2 separate regions of the Mus musculus genome follow, and region 1 is linked to region 2. A link is a loop called in an ENCODE intact Hi-C map of the cell type or tissue named here. Cell type or tissue: heart. All regions are shown on one strand. Links, peaks and the distances in the headings refer to the core of each region. The heading gives the core; the rest is flanking DNA. Region 1 overlaps Fbxw7 (F-box and WD-40 domain protein 7). Region 2 has its middle 7.7 kb from the start of Gm52637.

The links. Hi-C counts contacts between places; a loop is a spot of excess contacts. Peaks named below come from ENCODE experiments on the same cell type or tissue, not always from the same donor. Only the 100,000 strongest peaks of a DNase experiment are listed, where the experiment ranks them.
Region 1: it touches region 2 in a loop (2.7-fold over the local background); 7 of 42 quality-filtered maps call a loop at or near these places.

What each region holds. Positions count from the first base shown.
Region 1 is chr3:84,920,649-84,923,565 of GRCm38, forward strand. The region is part of intron 4 of Fbxw7 (F-box and WD-40 domain protein 7); the gene reads left to right. Among named protein-coding and RNA genes, the nearest start is that of Gm40080, 44 kb to the left of the region's middle. In heart, for the core only: a CTCF peak has its summit at 1,562 (motif pointing right); no DNase peak of the experiment used is centred there.
Region 2 is chr3:85,376,814-85,379,730 of GRCm38, forward strand. No RefSeq gene overlaps it. Among named protein-coding and RNA genes, the nearest start is that of Gm52637, 7.7 kb to the right of the region's middle. In heart, for the core only: no CTCF peak of the experiment used is centred there; DNase peaks (open chromatin) are centred at 1,308 and 1,678; H3K27ac peaks cover 1,562 bases.

The DNA.
Region 1 (2,917 bases), core at 99-2,598, 460 kb before region 2:
TATAGTTTAATATAGTTGTACTGTGGTAATCATAAAATTATTCCTGTTGCTACTTCACAACTATCATTTTACTACTGTTACAGAACATAATGTAAATTTATAATGGTCTTAGGCAACCCCTGTGGGTTTGTGAATTTGTAGCTGCTAGGTCTATTTGTAGAATGCCCGTATACATTCGGTACTGTTTCAGAATCCAAGCTACTGTCTGCTTATGTGCTTAGTGCTTTTGGGTTGTTCTTTGTGCTTAGATATCGAAACTTAACCTAGGAAGTTCAAGAATACATTGTAGTATTGCTAGTACACTAGTAATGGTGGGATGCCCTAGAAACTGTAACTTGAAATTGTAAACTTCCTGACAAGTACTCTGAGCATTTAAATGTGTCGAACTTCTCTGGAAATCATTTTGGACTGGACCTTAGCTCACCCTCCCTCATTTTTAAGACAGGGTCTCACTGTGTAGTTCTGGCTATCCTGGAATACAGTGTGTAGACCAGACTGGCCTCCAACTCAAACAGTCCCTCCTGCTTCTGTCTTCTATGTGCCACCACTGCTTAGCCTGGACTTTAAAGTTTATAAACACAGTTCTTCCATTTGATTTCGTTTTATGAATACTAAAGGTATAGGGGCCACACTGTATAGTTAAAATTTAATTTTATGCTGAATTGTTTTTTCTATAGTTGAGGTATTATTAATACAAGAAGACAGTTTATTGGTTTGTGACTGTTCCCTGTTTGTTTCAGTTTCTCCATTTTTATGCATAAATTTCTTAACGGGCAATAGTGTAAGAGTCCTTTCTCTTTGGCACTAGGCTATGAAAGACCGAAAATTGATTTAGCACAGGTTGACAATATTCTATATATAATGTTCTATATTAAAAGAATAGTTATTCTGACTTATTTAACTTTCAGTAGTGCTATTAAAAGTATCTAGAATTTTCTGTTTCACCAAGAACACAGTGGTGTTAACAAAAGTGGCTTTAAGTTCACAGAAGCACTGAATAATACTGAGATCCAATATTTTTCCCATTGGAAAAAATGTGAAAACTTATACAAAATCAGTTTCTTAAGGCTGGTGCAGTGTCACTTTGCATGTAGAAGCTGAGGCAAGAGGATTCTTGGAGGGAAGACTGCTTGAGGCCTCGAATTTGAGGCTAGTCTGGACACTGTAAGGAAACTAGCTTACTGTGCTAATAGTTGAGGAGCCATGCATACTGTACACAATGCCCTTCATGGAGTGTGGTTTTCTTGAGTAGCTAATCACGTGAACCAGGCTCTTGCTTAATGTCCGTGGTTGTGAGGCTCTACACCCACTGTCCAGCTCGTGCTTCGTTCATCAGGGCTTTCTTGGATATTTGAAGGGTTTGAAATTTTTCACATTTCCATTCTAGATTGACAACATGGCTTTAGAATAAGAGTTCCACAAAGTACAGACACTTGGAAGTTAGTAGCTTGCACTGATCATCACTGAAGAGCTACTTTATATCTTTATCCTTATAAAGGCTTGGCTGGACACTTCATTTAGTGTTAGGTTTGCTGGAGTTGCAGTGCTCATATTATCCAGTTGAGGGCAGCTACTTACCAATTTAAAAGAGTTTAGAATGCTACCACTTGGTGCTTCTGAAAATGCAGTTTCTGATATACAACAGTGCTCACTTTCTCTCCTGTGTTTTTTATTGTCACAAATAATCATGGGAACATGGAAAGCTCCTTTTTCCTTCGTAATAATTGTTTAGCTCTTTAAGAACTGAAGGAGAAAGCCTTATGTTCACTTAAAGTTCTTCCTGTCCCAGCTCCTTTAGATCCCGTCTTTCTTCCCCGCTTACATCAGACTTCAAAAGTCGCATAGATTGGCTTATCTGGGAACCTGGATCTTAACAGAACATACACATAAACAAGGCGGCTTTACAGGTCTCTGAGACTTTTATGTGTAAATGTGAGAACAGACAGTGTTTATTGTGCTGTTTAATTAATCAGTGGGCTGAGTAAAAATTAAATTGCAACTGGCCTGTTTGGTATGTTTTTTATGCAAAATAAATTATATTCTCACAGAATATACGGCTGTCTTTCATTTTTGTTTTTGTTTAAGCACAGAGATATCATTTAGTTTAAATGATATCTTCCCTATAGTTCTGAAAGGAATTAGAAGTGCTAATTGTTTTCAGAGATTATCACTGAAATAAATTATTTTAAGAATAAAGATCTCGTTCTGTATAAAATTATATTATAATATTATTAGCAAAATAGATAGTATTTATATCTGGGGATAGATATATTAGCAAAAAGGTTATTCTAAGAAGACGGGCAGAATATGAGTGAGGGTTATAATTATGTGAACAAAATATCAGTCTTCCTCTAGAGAGTAAAGTGAGTGTCAAAGGACACACACAGACTGGGAGGTGGTGACATTTCTTCTGGAGAGGCTGGTGGGACCATAGACATGTTTCTCTTAACTATCAGTTATTACCTTCCCCCACCCCCCCGCCCCTGGCCCTGGCCATAATAATTTATAGATTTCCAGTGTCCTTATGCTGTCTTTTCTCTGGCCTACCCCTGGGTCTTTGTTGGGAATGATGTTGTGCATGCACTGCCATGCATCTCTTAGAGCATGTCCTTGTTTAGAAGTGACATGTGACTGTGATCATGGTCCTTCATAAATTATTTTATAAGAAAATAAGTGTATGTGTGTATCTGAATGTGAATGTATGTGGATGTCTGTCTGCATACTCCCATGCAGAGACAGGAAGACACTGATGACTTGTGCAATCACCCCTTGCCTTATTTCCTTGAGATACAAGACAGTCTCTTGGAGCTAAGTAGAGGCTACCAATCCCCAGGGATTCTCCTGTCTCAGTTCCCTGTACAACAGTTACTGACTCACGGGACCACACCCAGCTTTTTTTGTGGGTGTGTGCAAAGCT
Region 2 (2,917 bases), core at 225-2,724:
TGTGTAACACCCCTGTCATGTGGGAATTAACTAGCCTACAAAAACTGAGCAAGCCAGAAAGTATCTTATGAAATAAAACACACAGCTCAGAGCTTTATATTTTTTTCTTTATTGAGAAACTCAGATGCTGAAAGGAGACTAAATGTGTCCATTTGATATTATTTAAGTTCATCCTGGGCTCCCACCCCCTTGGCCACACTTCCACCACATCTACATTCTGGTCCTCAGAGGAAGCCATTGGCACTCTGGAGCTGAGTTCTCTGTGCGTGCCATTTTATGATCACCCTAGGATTCCATTTTTTTACCTACAGATGAGGAGCCTAGGGCAACAGACTAAAGAGTATTGCTGAGGTGGCCACCACTGCAACGGGAGCATGCTTCTTGGCTGCCACATCATACTGGTCCAGAGTTACTGCCTGGTGCAATGTAACCCAAGGTGTGGGGCTTCCCATCAGGCTGCAAACACTCTGTAGGGGAAGCCTGAGATGGATGAGGAGGGCTGCTGCCGCCATGCTAATAGATTATCTCAACAGCTCATCTCTGAGGAGAACAGAAGGCCATGAGGTGAGATCTGAGGAGTGAGCACTGCACAGTGGGACAGGAAGAAGGGATGACAATGGGGAAGCCATTACAGTATTCCTGTCAGACGTGACAAAATCCAGACTGGGGTTGTGGAGACAGAGTAGAGACTTATGGGAAGGCCTGTGACACTGACAGAACTTGCAGAGGCCATGTTGATGAGAGGCAAGGATTCTAGATGCCTCCTGGGTTCTGACCCAGCTACCAGAAGAGGATGAAAAAAAGCAGAAGAGGAAGAAGGAGATGAGGGCTGCAAATCCTGATGGGAGCTGTAACCATCACCATGGAGACCGGAATCAGATGGGTACCGCAGTTTAGGACGTGGGATGAACACACCAGTGAAGCTCATGCAAGCAGAGGCCCCACTCTGCCAGACACTGACACTCCCTACAGATTGGGTAGAAAGAGCCAGCCATGTTTACAGCAAGCTTGCTCTCAGTTTGATATTTTATTGGCTAAGTCTAGAAGGTCACAGAATGGAGGAACAGGAAACTTGGGAGACTCTAGATGACCATTGAAAAAGTTAGGGTGAATGCTAGATGATTTTTTGAAACCTGCTCATATGTTCCAGATTCCTCGGTTAATCAACACAATATGATTCGTCCTGTCTGTGACCCAAGAAAGAAAAGTATCATTCCTGATGTTGTGGTGTTGGCGAGTGTTTCATGACCAAAGCCAGATGGCTCTACAAACAACATTGTCCAAAGGGGTGTGAAGCAGGCTTCCAGCTGAAACCAGCCAGGTGGCTTCCTCGGATAGGATTGCGGCAGGGAACACTTGCAAGGCTTGCCCTGGCTTGGCTCCCATTGTTAGCTTGGTGCCAGGTCCTAGGAATGTGCTTCTTAAAGTCAAAGGGGCTTCTCTTTTCTTTTAACAGTCTCCCCCAGCTGATGTCTCTGTGAGCAGACATGTGCTCTGAGCTCTGTGGTGGTTTTATTTTAGATTTTATGCATTCCTAACCCTCCTTTCTGTCCCCGCGTCTCTTCAGTCACAGGTGCTATAAGTGACAAGAAATGTTTGAATCCATCCCAGCATACCCTGCAGGTCATTTCCTCGAGTACTGAACTGGTTTTGTAAGCACTCCAATTACTGGGAGAGCCCCACGTGCCCTGGGGCATATGGGCCAGCTGAGAGTCCAGTCCCTGTCCACACCGCAGGGTACATGACATGTCAAAGTGGAAGGAACATCCCCGCCTGTGCTCCTGCGGTGTGGGGCAGGGGAGGGGAGCAAGACCTTATCTCAACTCTGCTGACAGCCCCAGGGCTTGGCTTTCTTTTTTTAAAAGCTGCCTCTGTTCATGCACGTGTGCTCCCATTCCCAATGAGTTTTCAAACCCTTGGCATTTGCTTTAAAGGTAAGTCTGCTTTGAAGACTGGTGGGAATCTCAATCACGTTCCTATTCACAGTCAAGAAGGGAGTGGGAGCTAAAAATACCAGCGTTTCGGATTTCTTTCTCTCTTCTGAAGCACTGGAGAGAACCTCACCAGGTTCTCTAAGGGAGTCGGGGAGAATGTCTGACTCCCCTGCACCCACGCTGACACCCCGTGGCAGTGCCATCAGCCCGTTCCAAATGCCCACAGACCTCTCAACGGGGTGCTCGCTATAAGACTCCAAGGCCATTTTTCTAAGCATGGAAAATGAAGACTCCTAAATACATTACATATTTAACAAGCAAGACAATTTGGCTTTGGAAAAAAGTCTCAGAGCCACCAGGACGTTCAGACTATTAAAAGCCAAATGAGCTGACTAGTATCATCCACTCTGTGTGGAGCCTTGACACCAAGCAGTTCTTAAGTTATTAGCATGACGTTGCGGCTCGAGAGCACTGGCATTACGCTCAGACCCATGCTCATTAGTGATTGGCTCATTCTGCCCGTGCCTGGGCTCGGTTGATGAGGCAGGCAGGTGGATATCACATGGTGAGGTATTTTACCTTAAAAGCCACTGGGAACATAGATACTGATTTACCATTGATGACTTCTGGGTGAATCAGTCTTTTCCAAATCAAGAAATGTTCCTTTAAAGCAGAAAAGCAGAAAAAAAAAAGGAAAAAAGAAAGAAAAGAAAAAATCTGAAATCTGCCAGCTTTTTCTTTTTTCCTCTTAAAACCAGATCTGTCTTTTGGAATCAGATTTAAATTAAGACCAGATGACTTACTCTGCCAACATCTCATTAAAACAGAGATACCTTAAGAAGGCCAGAAGTGTGGACGTTGCGGCTGTGTGCAAACTGACCTCCCATCCCTGGCCTTTTCTCTGTCCAGGCAAAGGCAGCTAACTGGTAAAGCCTTATCTTTCTTATCCATTAGGGTCAGGTTGCCCCTTGGCAATGTGGGCT